Linked DNA regions of Homo sapiens: all the other regions are linked to region 1. A link is a loop called in an ENCODE intact Hi-C map of the cell type or tissue named here. Cell type or tissue: heart left ventricle. All regions are shown on one strand. Each heading gives the region's core, and the rest is flanking DNA. Links, peaks and the distances in the headings are about the cores only.

The links. Hi-C counts contacts between places; a loop is a spot of excess contacts. Peaks named below come from ENCODE experiments on the same cell type or tissue, not always from the same donor. Only the 100,000 strongest peaks of a DNase experiment are listed, where the experiment ranks them.
Region 2: a loop joins it to region 1, with 4 times the contacts of the local background. A loop is called at or near these places in 51 of 110 quality-filtered maps.
Region 3: a loop joins it to region 1, with 3 times the contacts of the local background. A loop is called at or near these places in 39 of 110 quality-filtered maps.

The regions. Positions count from the first base shown.
Region 1 is chr5:41,266,273-41,274,128 of GRCh38, reverse strand. No RefSeq gene overlaps it. Among named protein-coding and RNA genes, the nearest start is that of C6, 57 kb to the right of the region's middle. In heart left ventricle, for the core only: a CTCF peak has its summit at 3,531 (motif pointing left); no DNase peak of the experiment used is centred there; H3K27ac peaks cover 648 bases.
Region 2 is chr5:41,831,905-41,838,332 of GRCh38, reverse strand. All of the region lies in intron 7 of OXCT1 (3-oxoacid CoA-transferase 1), which reads left to right. Among named protein-coding and RNA genes, the nearest start is that of OXCT1-AS1, 35 kb to the left of the region's middle. In heart left ventricle, for the core only: no CTCF peak of the experiment used is centred there; a DNase peak (open chromatin) is centred at 2,512; H3K27ac peaks cover 2,458 bases.
Region 3 is chr5:40,907,906-40,914,333 of GRCh38, reverse strand. C7 (complement C7) reads right to left here and starts at 4,837. Exons shown (of 18, transcript NM_000587.4): 1 at 4,718-4,837. The coding sequence starts at 4,723. It also overlaps the pseudogene RNU7-161P. In heart left ventricle, for the core only: no CTCF peak of the experiment used is centred there; a DNase peak (open chromatin) is centred at 2,863; H3K4me3 peaks cover 4,640 bases; H3K27ac peaks cover 1,965 bases.

The DNA of each region.
Region 1 (7,856 bases), core at 1,464-6,463:
AGTGAGAAATTAACTTTAATTATGTTAAGCCACCAAGTGCAGCCACCTTCACGTACACAATGTTAAATCACAGAAACCAACAGAAGAGACTGTTTCGAAAAGGAGTATTCAGCAATGTCAAAAGTCTGCTTAGAAGTCAAACAACTACTGAAAAGGGTCTCTTACACTTAGCATGGTCCTGCATGTATCAATATTTAATTTGGAGGTTTCCTCTTCTGCAACTAAAGATTTTAGGATAAACCTAAACATTTCTACAATCTTGATGGTAGTGATTGTTTTAAGGCTCTTTCTGCACTCATAAATTAATTTGACTATCCTGACAAACTTTGGGTATAGGCTGTTTACAATATCATTTTTCAGTCAAACAAGACCTCTGAGATTGGTTGCACAACTGGATTTTGATTTGTTGACTTGGTCCTCAGTCTTCAAATGACTAAGTAGATTATTTGATTCTCTTAATTTGTATTAATAAATGGAGATGGGATAATGGTCAGCCATTTGAAAAATAAATATAACTGGATGTTTCCTTTACTCTTTTCACAAAAATAACTTACAAGGGAATCAAAACTTTAAATGTAACAATATAAGAGTATTATTTATAATCTTGGAAAAGATAAGACCTTTTAAGGCTAAACATAAAACTCAATAAACTGCAAATTAAAAGAAAAAAAAAAAAAGAAACAAAGCCTGTCTAATCAGAAAAAAACTTGGGATCTATAGTAATTAATCAATCAATGGCTTTTTTTGCCTGGCTGCAACAACTATACCTATTGTAAATTCTCTGGATTTTCTAAATCAGTGATTTAAACCCAAATTTTACACACACAAAATTTTAGTGTGTGTAAAAGCCATAAGAACCTTGTAAAAAATGTTGAGGTAGGCCGAGCCTAGTGGCTCACGCCTGTAATCCCAGGCGTGAGGATTACTTTGGGAGGCCGAGGCAGGCAAATCACAAGGTCAGGAGATCAAGACCATCCTGGCTAACACGGTGAAACCCCAGCTCTACTAAAAATACAAAAAATTAGCCGGGCATGGTAGCATGTGCCTGTAGTCCCAGCTACTTGGGAGGCTGAGGCAAGAGAATTGCTTGAACTTGGGAGGTGGAAGGCAGAAGTTGCAGTGAGCTGAGATCACGCTATTGCATTCCAGCCTGGGTGACAGAGTGAGACTCCGTTTAAAACAACAACAACAAAAAAAAAAAAACAGTTCAGATCTAGACCCCCACATCCAAATATTGTAGTTTAGTAAATAGGACTGTGGTTTAAGAATTTATGTTTTTTAACAAGCACTTCAGGTGATTCTGATAGACATAATTCTTAGCCTACATTTTGCTAAACACTAATCTGTAACTACTGGGATGCCTTAAAGTCCAAATTTGTTCTCAAAAGAAGAGTGTAGCTAACCCTCAGGTTCTTGGCAGTATAACTAACACTCAGGTACTTGGCACCAAATGGAAAATTTAAAAATAAATCAAAAAAGCATTTTGTTACAAAGAATGGAAGGGGGAATTGTAAAATACAATGTCATACTTTTCTTTCTTTATCAATTTACATGCATTATTTTCCTATTTTTATGCATTCTCATTTCATTATGAAATGTCAAATAAAATGGTAATTCAATGATGGAATTTTCTCTTTCCAGAGTCCCAGAATACAATCAGAGTGATATGGTAAACTCTTGTCATTCTTTGTTGCATTATGAACTCATTATGGAAACAAGAATCGTTTTCAATAATCTTCAGATTCACAGAAAGGCAGCTGAGGATAATATGACCTACCACATTCTGCTTGCTGGTGTCTGAAGCTTGTACCATAGACAGCTCACACACAATGCTTATTTACCATTGAAATTTTATTTACTCACATTAAATCAATTTCTAAAAGAATTTCTTTATAAGCAGCAATTTCTCATGTAAAGAAGTAATCAAGTGAGCCTTTTAGAAGCTTATATACCAGAGATTTATAGGGTCTCCATATTCCATGTCTGGCCTGACTTTGTACTTAGCCAATCTCAGTAGGTAATCTAACTTAGGAGTTAAAAAGGAAGGAAGAAAGGGAGGGAGGAAAGGGAGATGCAGTTAATAAACTCTAAGTTACCATAATAACCAGTTTTAGAGATATGAATTTGTGCAATCACTGTAGTTCATCACACATAGCATTACTTCATATGGAATATCTACTGACAACTTGATGAAAAGTTTGGAAAGAGGAATATGTGCCTCACTGAGTTAAAAACGAAATGGCTTGTGCATTTAAACACATGTGGCAAAGCTTAAAAACCAGTTTTCATCAAATGAGGTTGTATGCTACCTTCTACATAGCCTCATTCTAATGAAACCTTATTTCCCAGCAAACTCACCATTTAAGAGAGCCCTCCCATGGGCATAACTTAAAGAATAGGACCTCCTCCTCCTACCCATCCAGATTCACATTCTTTTAAAACATTCATCCTTTTGCTGTTCATTTATTCTCCCTTGCCTTATTTTGTCCATTTGTAAAAAAGAAGACAGTAATGAACCAACCTCATTAAATTGTTCTGAGGATTAAATAGGTTAATGTATATAAAATATTTTGAAAAACATCTGGCATTTAGTAAGGGTTAAGCAAATGTTTAAGAAAAATTCTCGGCACAGGTGTTTCTGCCATATCACTATATATACGTGCATTCTCACATTTTTCAAAATCATGCATTAAACATAATAGGGTTCATGGAGAAAAACAGTGTGAGAAACAGATCCCTCAAAACCTACAGCACTTTTTGGCCAGGGCACTAACAAAAGCAGTAACAATCCTAAAGCGAACACTAGCAGAGTTAAATCTCCACTTGCCTTCGCCCTAGAACCTGAATCAGTTTACCCTCCGGTGTCTAAAGCTCTCTTCTTGGAAATGGAGGGCTTTAAAAACAGTTGCTTTAATACAAGCCAGTTACATCCAAAATAAAAATATGATTCAGGAATGTATTTTGTTGTTGTTGTCATTTTGTTTTAACACAGGGAAATGTCTTTCCAGGTTCTAATCTTCACTTACGCTACCCTCAGATAGTTTAGCACAGTGGACAGCATAGCAGTTCTTAAGGCCATTAACCAGCTGCTATCTTGGACTAAACAGAAGACATTTTGAGATTTTTCAACTTTTTTTTTTTTAAGATCTGCAAATGTCATTACAGTTTTATTTTATTTAACTGTGAGGAAACTTACCCTTGATCATGTCAAATGATGGACATACTGGGAAAAATCATGTTTGGTTCAATTTGTCTGCCCTGTTGTGCTACATAATTCCCCTGATTACCAATGCATGTGAGTTAACTTTCATTTTAAAATACTTGTTGTAGCAAAGCAGACTGTAGATGTAATTTTTAAAATCCAGAGGATTTCAGAATTGTGGCTTGATAAACAGTATCTTACAGGTTCAATTCCCTCCAAATGGTCTTTTTCAAAAGTGAGTAACTTTTGACTAGCCCAGTTATTAAAGGCTAACAAACCCTGATGAGTTAGAAGTTTGGAATACTGTGTACACTGGTGCACCCTGGTGGTAAGCAAAGGGCAGTCAGACTTCAGGTACTCGGCTAATATATCAACTAGGGAAAGCAGCTCTGTGGTTTCAAGTGCCATTATATCTCAGCCAGTAATAAACATATAAAACTCAACTCTGATCTTCCTCAGAGGACTTTCTTTTGTTGTTGTTGTTTTCCTTCCTTTGGTCATTGCTCATTGCTTGATTTTTTTCCCCCTTTTCTAATTTCTTCTTCTAAACGGTATTGGAAAAGAAGTAAAGATTTCTACTGTTGCTCTAAAGTCAAGAACTGTTTTTCTCAAAGATTTTAGGCCTTGGATCCTTTGAAGGGTGGACGTGATATGACAACAGGCAGTGGATCTCAAGCAGCTTTTGGACCCCCTTAAAGATACCTGCTGCTCCCATGGATTACTTGTTACACCCTTTCTTCCTGCTCTTCTGTATCACCAGAAAAAAAGAGAATCCAAGGACAGCTGTGGATAAGGCATCAACAGCTATCCCATCAACAAGGAAATTCTTGTTATATTTTAGGCATTTGTTCTACTAGATACACCACCATAGCCTACATTAAGCACCCTCCAGAACCATAGTCTGAAGATCCCAAGGGTAAGAAAATCACAATGCAAAACCTAGCTTACTTCACTCCAGCTTTTCACAGCCTCATGCTACACTATTTTCTTTAAAAAAGTGAAGTTTTCTGAGGTCCTGTGTCCAGTATTTCAATGTATGAACACTACTTAGACTAAAGTGAGGACTTGCTGAGTTTTATTGGATTGTTTTTGTTTTTTGTTTTTAAATTAGAGATGAAATCTCACTATGTTGCCCAGGCTGGTCTTGAACTCCTGGCCTCAAGTAAGCCATTACACCCAGCCCTTGCTGAGTTTTAAGTAGATTAAGTCAATGGAACATTACCAGCGTTAGCTGTGATCATTGATAAAAGAGAAAGCAACACATCTCAGAAGAATGGAGAGCTCAAATCATTCCTCAAAATACGAGGACTTGAGTGGAAGAAAGGGAAAGCCAGCCCATCATAACATAATTAGAGAGAGGTGTCCCATTTGAATGTGCTTTGAATTTCTTCATCCTTGCAGCCATTCCCCATCACCTTAGTCAATAGGAAATCATCAGTATACATTATACTTTATTTGCCTTATTTCATAGACACTCCATGTAGACTCAGACTCCTAATGATAGTGTCTAGATTCTGACATCAGGTTACCTGAGAAGCACTCTTTCTGAAGTCAGAAGTAACTGTCAGAGCCAATGGATGAAACCAAGTCCCCATCTGGCTGATGTCTCTGCTACCTTTGGTCTGACTGTATAATCTCACACCCTTCTCCCAGATATGATCTTCTTCTCATGGATCTATTAATGGCTCTGTCTCACTCTAATGTTTACTGTGATCACATGGTCCTTCATTTCTGCCTTTCTCAGCATGTCAGTTCCATTTTCCTATCCACAGACTCAGCAAGTCTATAGTGCTTCTGCTGCCCACTTGCTTGTGGTCCTGGCTTGCCATGACACCAGAACTGACGTCATGCCTACATAACCATTTAATTAAGCATACTATATGACCAGGTACAGTCATTGACCTTATCTAGTAAGACAAATGCCCAAGCAGGAGAAACTGCTTGGTCACATTCAAGCCAAAAGATGAACTAGCTGCAGGCCAGGTCTAATCAGTTGGAGGTGGTGGTGGGCATGCTACCCACTTAGTAGGCCCTGTAGGGAGCACTGGGTAAACATTAATTGACTGTCAGCTCATGGCATGCATTCTTCACTCTTTGCCCTCAGCCCACAACTGTTGTAGCCCATTATTTATCTCTTATTATTCCCCTGCCCTCCTGTCAATTCTTTGCTATATTAACAATGGAAGTTTTGCCATTTTTGCCTTACTTTCTCATGCTTTTACAGATGTCATTCTCTCTGCCTGAAATGTCTCTATTGTTTTTTGTCTGCAAAATTTATCTTGCAAGACCCAACTTTACCTTCTGTGGGATAACTTCCCCTACTGTTGTAGGCACTAAGTTCTCATTCACCTTTGCACTTACTTCAATTTTATACTTATTGTACCCTGTGGACACTGTGCATTAATATATTTTTCTCCTGTAATAGAATTCACATTCTTTGATGTACATGACTATCTCTTAGTAATCATACCCTTTTTTTCAGTGCCTAGGACTGTATCAGGAATGCAGGCATTCAATAAAGATTTCCTGAAAGAATCCATACATAAGTGAGTTAGGAGTCTAAAATGAAAATGGAAATATTAAATAAAGGATAAGGAAAAGGGGAAGAAAGGGACTGAAACAGCTTACATACAACAGTCATTCTTTCAGGATTCTTTTGGCCAAATAAATGCCTGTACTAAGACAAATTTTTACTGCTTCAATTGGCTTCTCTGTAAAAGGTAGGGCACATTTATGGGGAAAGAAATTGATACTGTAGCTTATGCACCATAAATCACATTACAATTAACTTCCTTTCTATAAAATAAAGAAGCTAGCTATAGCTTTTCTTAATGCTGATATCCTGGACATATTCTTAACATAGCAAAGCTTGAAATTAGCATTATTAAATCTTTCTAACTTGTATTTATTTGGGATAAGAGTAGGGGGGTCAGCAAAATTTTACTTACAGAAAATTAGAATTATTTTCTAATTTCCTAATATAGAAAAATAGAAAAGTAAAATTATATACTTGTTCAATAAAGAAGTGTTCCAGTTATTTATTGTTTCATAATAAACTACCCCCAAACTAAGTAATCTAGAACAATAATCTTTTATTATATCTCAATATTTTATCTGACTTTAATTCAAGCGGGACTCAGCTGTATAATTCTTCTGCTCCTTGAGGCATTGACTGTGGTCACTTTGCGATATTTAGCTAGATGAGCTGTTCTGGAGGGTTTGAGGCAGCTTTCTTCGCATTCCAAGAGCCAGGGTGGGGGTGGCTGGAAGTTTGGGCTAAGATGGGCCTCTCTCTCTCTCCATGTAGTCTAAGTACCTCTTCAGCACTGAAGGTGAACTTTATGTATGGTGGCTCTGGCCTCCAAGAGACCAAGGTGAAAGCTGTTATACTCCCAAAGGTCAGGACCAGACCTGATATAGTGTCAGTACTCTAATGGTTAAATCAGTGGCAGGGTGGGATTCAAGGATGTGGCGGAATAAGCTTCATCTCTTGGTAAGGGAATAGCACATAATACAGGCACAGGAGAAAGAAAGGCAGCCATCTTGGGATGGCTACCACAGAGATATAACTTTATTACTTTTAAGAAGATAAGAGTAATTTGATTCATGTTTCAATCAATCAATCAATAGTTACTAAATGTTTTTTGTGCGCTTTACTCTCTGCTCAGTTCTATTGGTCCTGCCTTGAAGTCCTCAGAAGACCTGTTTTTATAAGTAAATGTTATTACCGATGATACATTTTAGAAAACATCACAATTTAGCCTTAAGAAGAAATCAGCTGTCTCTGCATTGGGTATCAGAAGAGGGAGACGTTTTATTCTAGCTATGTGTGAAACTTTGAGTAGTTTAGCAGATATTTTCAAGTTTCTGTTTATCTGCAAAATTTACTCAACTAATTTTTATTTAGTAAACACTCTATATCTTTACTGGTATAAGCACTGATGATACAAAGAAACATAGACTATTTATGTCCTCAAAAGCTTTCAAGGAAGGGACACATTCACAAATAATCATGATATACAGTGATGTGTGGAACACTGAAGGTTTCTTTCATATCTAAAGTGATGTGACTCTATGAGTTTTAATTAGCTCATAAATAATTCGTATTTAAATGAGTGTCTTTGAAGAACTTATTAATATTTTCTTAAGAATTTAAAATATGCATCTGTACAATTTGTTTATATATTACTTTGACCACGTTTTAATCTGTTCTTAAAGAGTCATAAAACTCTGGAACTGAAAGTGACTAGGAAGATAAGATATTCAACCCTTTTTTTTATGGACAAGGAATCTGGGACAAAAAGAGGCTAAGGGACTTGTTTACTTCACAGGGCAGGCCAGGCCAGCATGTTCTGCATCTCACAGATCTGCCTGCCTATGAAGACATTTTGGTACAGCATCTCTTTGCCCGCTGAGGTGCTAAAACCCAGAGCCTTGTAAGTATTATTGTACTTGGTTTATCTTCTCCAAAATTCCTGTGCTATTTTAATGAAGAGAACATCTTAATCTCTCTCCTTCACAAATTTTGAAAATTAGGCTGTGACATGTTGACATATACTTCTTTGGCCATGGAGAAAAGTCCCTAACTATATACACGGTAAGCATACCACCACAAATTCTAATTCTATTTGTTCTGTAATTCCTAACTGGAGAT
Region 2 (6,428 bases), core at 1-5,000, 570 kb before region 1:
TGCTCTCAAAAGTGGAAAATAATTTGGAATTGGGGTTAGTGCCTAGATTGGGCATTTTCTGATGTGAAACTCTGTTTTGGCTTTGTGATTTGTATTTTGAGTCCAGTGAGTACCCTGGACCTCCAGCCCCCTGTTCTGTGCTATACCCTATGCACTCCGTTACCTGCGCTGGCCTCCAGGTTGCTATGACTTTTCAAGCCCTATCTTGCTTTCTTTTATGGGAGTCATAGTGGGATGGATGATTATAAGCTGGTCTCTGAAGTGCAACATTTAAGAGGAATCTTCAGGGATCATTAAGTTAACTGCATATTCTTCTGCATGCAAAATGCCAATAATGTTAGCTACTATTCAGGCATTTATGATGTATTAGTCACTACCGTATTCCTTATGTGCATTATTTTAAATTCTCACAATAGTCCTATGAGATAGGAATAATAATTATCTTTATTTTAGAGATGATGACTTTAAGGCATAGAGAGGTTAAGTTATATACCCAATGTCACACAGCTTAGGTGGAACCAGGAGAGACCCACAGAGAAACTGATTCCAGGCTGTCTACTCTTTTCCATTATGTAATGAAATGCTTCCATGTTATCTATCAATGGATGCTTTAAACTCTTGGAAGATATTGAATCTCCAGAAGTAGTCCATTTCATTGCTAACTATTAGATACAAGCAAATAAGGAGTTTTTTTTTTTTTTTGCCCAGCTTATTTTTCTATCCCAGACCTTCCTTGACAATTATTTCAATTGTAGTCTTTTTTTTTTTTGTTCTAGTACCATCTACCTTAGAGATGTCTTTGAGAAAGGCATCATCCTGTGTTCAGTGGCCCCGTGCATTCATTCAGTCTTTCTCTTGGACTCTTTTCATTCGATTGTCTAGCCTCTTTGACCTTTAAGCTTTTTACATATTTCTCTAAATGTGGTGACTGAATGTCTGTTCTAGTACTATAGTATCTTAAGCAGTGGGAGGCATAACAGTGTGACTACACCCTATATAACATAGTCAACGGCGTCTTTTTTTTTTTTTCTTAAATAAAGAACTCTTAGCTCATCTCCTTTCTTTTGAATTGTGGAATCTGGATTAGAGCTTGTCTCCTAAAGCTCTGTGCCAGCATCTTCCCACTCCACAATGCTGCATCTTCTCAACCTTTCTTCTCCCTGGTGATTTGAGTTTTGACTTGAGTTTTAAAGAGGATAGAACTATAAATATTTAAAGTACTAAGATTCCCTTAGGCATCTTAAATTTGTTTTGGATTTAGAAGCAGGGTGGCAAAGGAACATACATCTTGCTTTTTTGTTTATAATTTTTAAATTATATAATTTACAGCAAATGTTTTACATCAAGAAGTAAATGAGTATGTTTATTGTGAATTTAAAAGAAAATCAAATTGTCCTTGATGTTACTTATTTCTAGACTCTGCAAAAGGGAAACATTAGTCCTTTTTGGCAAAGTTTTGTTTTCAGATGTGTTCTAGACCAAGGGCCCCAACCCTCAGGCCATGGACCTGTACTGGCCCATGGTCTGTTAGGAACTGGGCCGCACAGTGGGAGATGAGTGGTGGGTGAGTGAGCATTACTGCCTGAGCTCTGCCTCCTGTTAGATCAGCCCTGGCATTATATTCTCATAGGAGTGGGAACCCTGTTATGAACTCTGCATGTGAGGGATCTAGGTTGCTCGCTCCTTATGAGAATCTAACTAACGCCTGATGATCTGAGGTGGAACAGTTTCATCCCAAAACCACGTCCCTGCCCAACCCCCATCTGTGGAAAAAGTGTCTTCCACAAAACTGATCCCTAGTACCAGCCAAAAAAGCTGGGGACCACTTTTCTAGATAAACTTATGAGTTGTGTAAAACCATAGAGGTGATCACTTATGTCTGTTTTTAACAAAACCAATATGAACATTACATTCATATTTCTTAAAATGTGCAGCCATTTGCATGCTTCCCCACAAAGTTGTGACACAGTTGATGCTGGCTGTATCTTCCTACCCCTCTTATGGACCTAGGTAGCTACTTGGGAAAAATAGTGCACATGGGCGCATATTGCCACACATGCTAGAGAGATGTTTCTCTTTTCAGTCCAGACAGTGTTATTTCTGGACCTCCCTCTCTTTGAGTGAGGGTGAAGTCTTCCCTGATAAACTTTACAAGTTCAAGTGCAAAACCAGCCAGGGAATGACTCTTGGGTGTTGCCTTCCATGTGTATGACAAGGAGTAGCAAGGACTCTTGAGTCTTCCAAAGGGAACTAATTTGGCTGTTTCTCAGGAGGAATCCTGTTATTGTGTTAAGCTCTCAACTCCCTATGAGCCCCTCTGCTAGTCTTCTGTGTGCATAACCTACCATCTAAGTTTCTCTGGAAATGGCCTATTTCTGTTTTTTTTTGAAGGAGCCTGTAATAGAAAACCTATGGGGAGGGATGAGAGTGCTTCACTCAGGAGACTGTTGATGCTTTGTCTCCTGCAAGCAGCCTGGCATGCACGTGCTGTCAGAAAAGGTCGTCTGACTCAGCCACTGAAGCTGCTGAGGCTGCCTGTGACTGAAATAACCTCACTGCTGTGGATTTCTTTGTGCTGTCAGGCTTGTGCCATGGCTAGTTTACGAGACAGCAAAGGTTTACCCAAGGCCCTTTCAACTATTTTAGTTAACTTCAGCTTTCAGTCAAAACAAGTACATTTATCATGACATAAATATAATTACTTTTATTGTATTTATATTGTGGTATGTTTGCCTGTAAAAGAATTGCTTAGATGATACGATATTTGGTGCACACAAATATTTATTGTAGCCTGTGTGGTTTATGAATCACAATATAAATTGAATATCGGTGAACCCATCTAATATAAGAATTAGAGGTTAATGGACATATAGAAAATTATTTTCAAAAGTGATATTCTAAGACTTATTTATAAGAGCCAGGCTTCAGGGAGCTGTATCTTCTGTGTTCTATACTGGTGCCTGGCATGTGCCATTGTTTTAAAATTTTTAAATTTTTGTGGATACATAGTAGGTGTATATATTTATGATTATTGGGCTGTTCAGATTCTTAATTTCTTTCTGGTTCAATCTTGATAGGTTATATATGTCTAGGAATTTATTCATTTCTTCTAGATTTTCCAATTTATTGGCATATAGTTGCTCCTAGTAGCCACTAACGACTCTTTGAATTTCTTATGAGTTTTAATGTCCCCTTTTTCATCTCTGATTTTATTTGGGTCTTCATCCCTACCCCCACCCCCACCGTTGTTAGTCTGGCTAAAGGTTTGTCAATTTTGTTTATCTTCTCAAAATACCAACTTTTTGTTTCATTGTTCTTTTGTATTTTCTTCATTTCAAATTTATTTCTGCTCTGATCTATATTTCTTTTACTAGTTTTGGGTTTGGTTTGCTCTTTTCTAGTTCTTTAAGTTACATCATTAGGTTATTTCTTTTTCTTTTTTGATGTAGGCACTTATAGCTGTAAATTTTCCTCTTAGTAATTTTTATCTGATGAAATGTTCTGTAGATCTCTATTAGGTTCATTCTGTAGTGCAGATTAAGTCCTATGTCTCTGACTTTTCTTCCTGAGAAATCTGTCAGTGCTGAAAATGGGGTGTGGAAGTCTCCAGCTGTTGTATTTTAATCTGTCTCTCTTTAGCTCTAATAATATTTGCTCTATGTATCCGGCTGCCCCAGTGTTGGGTGTGTATATATTTATAATCATTGTATCCTCTTGCTGAATTGACCCCTTTATCATTATATGATAAGCTTCTTTGTCTCTTCTTACAGTTTTTCTCTTGAAATCTATTTTGTCTGATGTAAGTATAGCTACTCCTGTTCTGTTTTGTTTTTTTTTTTTTTTTTGTGGGTTTCCATTGGCATGGGATATATTTTTCCATCCCTTTATTTTTGGTCTCTGTGTAGCTTTATAGGTGAACCATGTCTCTTGTAGACAACAGACCACTGGGTCTTAACTTTTTTCATCCATTCAGCTACTGTGTCTTATTGGAGAGTTTAGTCCATTTACAGTCAATGTTATTATTGATAAGTAGGGACTTATTCGTGCCATTTTGTTTTTTGTTTTCTGGTTGTTTTGTGGTCTTCTTTCTTCTTTCCTTCCTTCCTGTCTTCCTTCTAGTGAAGGTGATTTTTCTTTGGGGTGCTTTGATTTCTTGCTTTTTATTTTTTATGAATCTGTAGTTTTTTTTGTATTTGATGTTAGCATGAGGCTTGAAAAGACTGTCTTATAACTCGTTATTTTAAACTGATGAAAACTTAACACTAATTGCATAAACAAATAAGCAAAAAGAAAACTAATACAAACTCTATGCTTTTTTTTTTTTGAGACGGAATTTTGCTCTTGTTGCCCAGGCTGGAGTACAGTGGCATGATCTCGTAAGTAGCTGGGATTAAAGGTGCGCACCACCACGCCCAACTAATTTTTTGTATTTTTAGTAGAGACAGGGTTTCATCACGTTGGCCAAGTTGGTCTCGAACTCCTGACCTCAGGTGATCTACCCACCTCGGCCTCCCAAAAGTGCAGGGATTACAGGCATGAGCCACTGCATCCAGCCAAAACTCTACACTTTTACTTCACCCCTATGCTTTTTAACTTTTTGTTTCTCTTAATTTCTTATTGTGCTATGTCTTAAAGTTATTGTAGTTATTCTAATTGGTTCTTTAGTCTTTATGCTTAAGAGTGTTTACACACCACAGTTGCAATGTTAATAATATCCTGTGTTTCTATGTGTGCTTATTATTACCAGTGAGTTTTGTATCTTCAGATGATTTCTTGTTTGCTCATTAACATTCTTTTTTTTTTTTTTTCAGATCAAAGAACTCCCTCTATCACTTCTTGTAGGACAGGTCTGGTGTTGATGAAATCCCTCTGATTTTGGTTGTCTTGGAAGTTCTTTATTTCTCCTCCATGCTTGAAAGATATTTTGCCATATATACTATTCTAGGGCAAAAGTTTCTTTCCTTCAGTCCTTTAAATATGTCATGCTACTCTTTCCTGGCTTGTAATGTTTCCACTGAAAAGTCTGTTGCCAGACATGTTGGAGCTCTGTTGTCTGTTGTTTCTTTTCTCTTACTGCTTTTGGAATTCTTTATCATTGATTTTTTGGGAATTTGATTAACTCGCAAAAGGTAGCTTTGGAGGTAGTCTTCCTTGGGTTAAATTTGCTTGGTGTTCTATAACCTTCTTGTACTTGAATGTTTATCTTTCTCTAGGTTTGGGACATTTTGTTATCCCTTTGAATAAACTTTTCTACTCCTATCTCTTTCTCTACCTCTTCTTTAAAGCCAGTAACTCTTAGTATTGGCCCTTTCGAGGCTATTTTCTAGATATTGTAGGTGTGCTTCATTGTTCTTTATTTTTCTTTTGTCTCCTCTGACTGTATTTTCAATAAGCCTGTCTTCAAGCTTAGTGATTTTCTTCTGCTTGATCAGTTCTGCTATTTAAGAGACTGATGCATTCAGCAGTATGTCAGTTGCATTTTTCAAATGTAGAATTTCTGCTTGATTCTTTTAAATTATTTCAGTCTGTTAAATTTATCTGATAGAATTCTGAATTCCTTCTTTGTTATCTTGGATTTCTTCGTGTTTCCTCAAAACAGCTGTTTTGAATTCTGTCTGAAAGGTCACATATCTCTGTTTCCCCAAGATTGGTCCCCGGTGCCTTATTTTGTTTGGTGAGGTCATGCTTCCCTAGATTGTCTCAAGGCCTGTAGATGTTTGTTGGTGTCTGGGCATTAAAGGGTTAGGTATTTATTGTAGTCTTTGTGGTCTTGTCTTGTTAGTGCCTTTCCTTGGGAACGCTTTCTAGGTATTCAAAGGGACTTGGGCTCCAACCATAATTGCTGTGGTTTTTGTAAACTTGTAGGAGGTATTGTCTTGATGGTCTTAGATAATATCCAGAAGAATTTTCTGGGTTACCAGGTAGAGACTGCTGTTCTTTTCCCTTACTTTCCTCCAAACAAGTGGAATCTCTCTCTCTCTCTCTCTCTCTCTCTCTCTGTGCTGAACCGCCTGGAACTGGGGGTGTGGTGATACAAACACATCCCTATGGCCACCACCACTGGGACTGTGGTGGGTCAGGCCTAAAGCCAGCACAGCACTGGGTTTTGCCCAAGGCCTGCTGTTAACTACTACCTGACTACCACCTATTTTAACTCAAGGCCCTAGGGCTCTACAATAAACAGGTGGCGAAGCCAGCCAGGTCTGCATTCTTACCTTCAGTGCTGTGAGTTCCCCAAATGCTGTCTGATTTTTGGTTCTTGTGATGGTGCTTTTCTGTTTACAGATCGTTGTTAAAATTTGGTGCTCCTGAGGTGTGGACAAATGGCTTCAATTCCACCATCTTGCTCCACCACCTCTCCATCTCTTTTTAGGAGGTTAATCAGAGGAAAAGATCATGGGTATGTCTGCCATCCTGCCAAGCAGACA
Region 3 (6,428 bases), core at 1-5,000, 360 kb after region 1:
CAATGATAACAACAAAAACAACAACAACAAAAACATTAAAAAGTGGGCAAAGGACATGAATAGACATTTTTCAAAGACATACAAATGGCTCACAAGCATATGAAAATGTGCTCAACATCACTAATCATCAGAGAATTAAATTAAAACCACAAGGAGATATCATCTTACACAGTCAGAATGGCTACTATTAAAAAGTAAAAAAACTGGCTGAATGTGATGGCTCACACCTGTAATCCCAACACTTTGAGAGGACAAGGCAGGAGGATTGCTTGAAGCCAGAAGTTTGAGACCAGCCTAGGCAACATAGTAAGACTCTGTCTCTACAAAAAATAATTCTTAAAAAATTATTTGGGGCGGTCGGACGCAGTGACTCACGCCTGTAATCCCAACACTTTGGGAGGCTGAGGCGGGCAAATCATGAGGTCAGGAGATCAAGACCATCCTGACTAACACGGTAAAACCCCATCTCTACTAAAAATACAAAAAATTAACCAGGCATGTTGGCACGCACCTGTAGTCTCAGCTACTTGGGAGGCTGAGGCAGGAGAATCGCTTGAACCCAGGAGGTGGAGATTACAGTGAGCCGAGATCATGCCACTGCACTCCAGCCTGGGTGACAGAGCAAGACTCCATCTTAAAATATATAAATATACAAAATATACATATATATATATTTGCACATGGTGGCACATGCCCAGATAGTGCCAGCTACTCAGGAGGCTGAAGCAGGAGGATCACTTGAGCCCAGGAATTCAAAGGTGCAGTGAGCTATGATTGCACCATTACTCTCCAGCCTGGATAACAGAGCAAGACACCATCTCTCTTTAAAAATGTCAAAAAATAACAGTTGTTGGTAGGAATGCAGAGATAAGTGAGAATAGGGAATAGTATATATTCCCACCAATATATACTATTGGTGGGAATGTAAATTAGTACAACTTCCATAAAAAACAGTATGGAGATTTCTCAAAGAACTAAAAATTGAACTACCATCGGATCCATCAATCCCACTACTGGGTATCTACCCAAAGGAAAAGAAATCATTATATCAGAAAGATACCCGTACTCGTATGTTTATCTCAACACTATTCACAATAGCAAAGATATAGAAGCAACCTAAGTGTCCAACAACAGATGATTGGATAAAGAAAATGCAGTATATACACAATGAAATACTGTTCAATTTTTTAAAAAAGAATGAAACCATGTCTTTTGCAGCAGCATGGATGGAACTAGAGGCCATTATATTAAGTGAAACAACTTAGAAACATAAAATCAAGTACCTCATATTCTCACTTACAAGTAGGAGCTAAATAATGTGTACACATGGACAAAAAGTATGGAATAATAGACATTGGAGACTCAGAAGAGTTGGGGATAGAAAGGGGAAGAGTGATGAGAAATTACTTAATGGGTACAATGTACATTATTTGGAAGATAGATACACTGAAAGCCCAGACTTCAACACTACCCAATATATCCATGTAACAAAATTGCACTTGTACCCCTTAAATGTATACAAATAAAATAACTAAATGAATAAAATTTCCAAAAAAAACCATAAAATTTCAAAAAATCTTGAGTACTTGTTCTTGGCCTTTGACTCTCAGCCAAAATGTGGATAATGAAAATAATTATTTCTAACATTCTGTCACAGGTGTTTTAAAATAATTTCAGCCAGGTTTGGTGGCTCATGCCTGTAATCCTGGCATTTGGGGAGGACAAAGTGGTAGGATCACTTGAGCCCAGGAATTTGAGGCCAGCCTGTTGCAACAAAAAATACAAAAATTAGCCAGGCATGGTGGCGGGCACCTGTAGTCCCAGCTACTCAGAAGACTAAGGTGGGAGGATCACTTGAGCCCAGGATGTAGCAGCTGCAGTGAGCCATAATTGTACCACTACACTCCAGCCAGGGCAACAGAGCAAGATCTTGTCTCAAATTTAAAAGCATTTTTTAAAATAAAGAATTTCAATGAAATTTTAGGAAATATACTTTTTATCATCATGGATGCCTTTGTCATCACCTTCTTCATATACATACTCATTATAACCCATCAAGGTCTGCTTATTACAAGACCAGTTCTGTTCATGTTATACAAAGTGAATCTACTAACCAAAAGCATTTCTTGAAATTTGGCTAGCCTTAGGATAATTACCTTTGGAAAAAATACCTTATAAATGAACAAGAGAGATAGAACAAACACAAATAAATCATGTGAATGACAGTGATAGACATACATCTGAACTGACTCTATAAAAGAATTGCTTGGTTGAAGAAGTATGTGGGGCCGGGCGTGGTGGTTCATGCCTGTAATCCCAGCACTTTGGGAGGCCAAGGCAGGTGGATCATGAGGTCAGGAGTTCAAGACCAGCCTGGCCAATATGGTGAAACCCCATCTTTACTAAAAAAAAAAAAAAAATACAAAAATTAGCAAGGCATGGTGGCGCACGCCTGTAGCCCCAGCTACTCAGGAGGCTGAGGCAGAAGAATCGCTTGAACCCAGGAGGCGGAAGTTGGAGTGAGCAGAGATCGTACCTCTGCACTCCAGCCTGGGCAACAGAGTGAGACTTTGTCTCAAAAAAAAAAAAAAAAGAAAGAAAGAAAAAGTGTGTGGTATTTTTGTTCTGTGTCAATGTAGCTAAGCTGGAACTACATTCCCCTGAATTATCTTCTCCTCTTTATCATCAATGAATGAGCATTAGCTCTACCTCCTTCTTCCAGTATGTCCCAGCTACAATCCTGATTTGAGACATTACTGTGCTTGACCATCACTGTGCTTGGGCACTGTGACGACCATTCCCTAGATTCACAGGCCCCAAGCTCAGCTCTCTCCTGGAGGGACGGAACAAATGGCTGGGCCACAGCCAGCTCCGAGGGAAGTCCCTTGTCCCTGACATCCTTCTCCAACACCTCAGATCCAAGTTATTTCCTATCCAAGAACACAGAGAGAACCAAAGGGAATCCTGTGACTGTCTCTCTGAATTTAGTTCACGTGGGGGCTGTGGGGCCAAAACATTGCTTCCTCTTAAAAAGTCTGACATAGAAACCATTTCTAGCTTCTTGATAGCCCAAGGCTTTCACAAGTGTCCCTTCTTTGTCACATATCACCAAAGCATGTCCTTCAGGTTTACTGTAAAAATATGAATGTCCACTTTCAAATACAGGTAAGAACTCTACATGCGACTTGGAGTGAAATAATTGCTTTAGTGTTACAGTTGTTTTAGAACTTGTCTATCAGGCTTCCCAATTTTTGCTGGAAAGCCCCTATATGTAAAATTTTTAAAAAATTAATTGCTTTATTTGTTGATATTTTGTCAACTAATTAAAGGATAGAAGTATATTTATTATTACAGCAGTAAAATATTATAATAATGATTGTAAACATGTTTTTAAGCACAAAGCAATTATTAAGATTTCTTATTGTAAAATAAAGTAAAAGATTAATAGTTAACACAAATATTAGGAAAAAACATTTTGGCTAGATAACTTTCAGAAGAGCATCATTTTCTTTTCTTGTTTTTTTTTTGTTTTTTTTTTTTTTGAGAGAGAGTCTCACCTTATTGCCCAGGCTGGAGTGCAGTGTCTAGTGTTGCCATCTTTATGCCCATGAGTACCCAATATTTAGCTCCCACTTAAAAATTAAGAACATGGGGTATTTGATTGTCTGTTCCTGCGTTAATTTTCTTAGGATAATGACCTCTATCTGCCTCCATGTTGCTGCAAAGGACATGATTTCATTCTTTTTTATGACTGCCCATCATAACTTTAAACAAATTAACTTTGTTATTTGTGTTTAATTTTAATTATTTAATTTCACAGAAGGCATGGCTTAATCAAGATCCATATCTTGCTCCTCCTCTAACCCCAATAATGAGCGAGCTTGGATTCGGTGCCCCAATGGACAATACAGTGACTATGGAAGCAATCTAGCCACTGACAGATCTGTGAAATTATTCCTACAGTCTTACAATGCAACATTTTTAAAGTTTAAATACCAAAATTTACAATAATAAAATTTGAATAGCAATCTCAACTTATTTTTGCATTCCAGAGATTTAGTCTATGATAGCGATTTCTATCTTTGGTCTTATCTTTTGTTGAATAGCTTTTTGGTTGTGTTTTGTTTTGTTTTTTAATATTTGGCCTTTTTGCATTGGGCCAACATGTATACTTGGTAGACCTTTAGTTTTATTCCATCTACTCATATCTTCTATTCTCACAATGCTGACTCTTTCATCCAGGATTTCAAATTCTCAAGTTCCAAGCCTGCAAATTTGCTTTTCTATTAGCTCTTAGATAAATCGCAGGACCCTACTGCATGGCTCCTAATCCAAACAAGCAAAAAAAAAAAAAAAAAATACACCAGAGGAAAGTTTTTCCCAAGAAATAACAATAGTACTATTGTATTTCTTTATGACTTTATCGGGACTTTCATAAACATTGTCTCCAATTCCTGATTCCCAGACCTCTGGACCTATAATTTCACCACAAGATAAGAAAAAGGAATTCACTTTGGCTGAACTGTTAAATATGTTTAAATAAGGATTTCTAAACATCACCCCCAGGTCTTTTTCTTCTGTATTTTCCTCTGGCCTTCTATTTATTTGATGTCTTTCAGTTAGGTATTACACCTCTTCGTTTAAATTACATTTATATTACCCCCGTTCATTTGAAAAGATAGCTTCATTTACAAAAGTAATGAATTTATTGTCTTACCTTCATGTTTGGGAAAACATTCAGGGCAGAAGAGAGGAGGAAGATTTCCTCTGTAAGGGCCGGGTAAGTTTTCAACAGCAGGAAGAGCCCAGCAGGCTGCCTGCCTCTCTGCCTCTCCCTGCTCTAGATTATCTTGGCACTCATATATAGAGCAAGTGGTCCTGAGATTTAGCTCCTACCCCAACCGGATTCTCCAACGACAGCAAGAGCCTGACCTTGTACTTAATCTGTGCCTTGAAACCAGATGCATCTTATCAATTACACAGCCTTAGCTACAGCCAGCTGGGACTGTTTGGAAGTTATAGATATGTTTCTTAGAAACATATCTATAAATCAGGAAACACAGCAAATGTTCTCAGTTCAATGTTTAAGTGATTTTCAACCAAAGGAGACTCTGTAAGGCAAGGGATGAGCCTCCTTCTTGTTTCAATCTACTAAACTAAGTGGATGTTTTCATGATTCTCTTAAAAGGTGTTATATGCCAGACTTTGAGATTAAATATTTTATGAAAGAAAATATTTAAATGCAGTTCTGTCACTCAAAATCTAAATAGAATGTTCTGGAGTAGAATTTTTCCCCAAAGTACAGCCTAATACAACCCAATAGTCATCCCTTCATGCTTAACTTTCACAGAATAATCAGAAAGAATATCAATTTTTGTAAACATATTTGAGGACATCACTAATTTTCTCAAGAACTTCACTTAATCCTTTGATAATCAGATCACTGTGTTGGAAAGTTCTTCTCAGGGTCATTATCCACATCCATTTTCTCTCCTTTGCTTTTTATCTTGTCTTATTCTACCAGGTCTTTATTTTCCCATAGCTTTGCATTGATTCTAGCAAGTCCCCAACATCACCTTCATACATTTAATAAAATGCTGCTTATTTTGCAAGATTTTAGATTTCCTATTGAAACTGAGCTACAGTTGGCCAGGCGCGGTGGCTCATGCCTGTAATCCCAGCACTTTGGGAGGCCAAGGCGAGCGGACCAAGAGGTCAGGAGTTCGAGACCAGCCTGGACAATACAGTGAAACCCCGTCTCTACTAAAAACACAAAAAAATTAGCCAGGCATGGTAGCATGCACTTGTAGTCCCAGCTACTCAGGAGGCTGAGAGAGAAGAATCACTTGAACCCAGGAGGCGGAGGTTGCAGTGAGCTGAGATCGCACCACTGCACTCCAGCCTGGGAGACAGAGTGAGATTCCATCTCAAAAAAAAAAAAAAAAAAAAAATTGAGCTACAGTTTTATTTGTATTGTTGGACCAAATATTCTAACACTAGCTGCTAGTGCATTATGAGTGAGGTAGAATAAATGTTAAGCGGGAAAGAAAATTTGAGTTAAGAATAATTTTATAAGTAAACATTCCATTAGTGAAGATTTTCTAGCTTTAATGACTTTTTCTTCCTATATCCAAAGCACTGGAATAATAAAGACAACCCCTATCCTCCCCTCATAAATTAATGGTGGTTTCCAGAGACAAAGCTTCCGCATCTTTTGTTCAAAGCTTTAGTGATTTGTGTGGAAGAAATTTTGTCACAGAGACAAAGATCCTGACTCCTGAAAGAAATATTTTTTATTCAGCTCCAACTGCATAAATTCCAGATGCCATAGACTCATCTTAAATTCTCAATATACAATTCCATTTCAGCGGCTCTCTTAGTTTGGGTTCCCCCAGAAGTAGATTCAGAAACAAGAATTCAATTGCAAG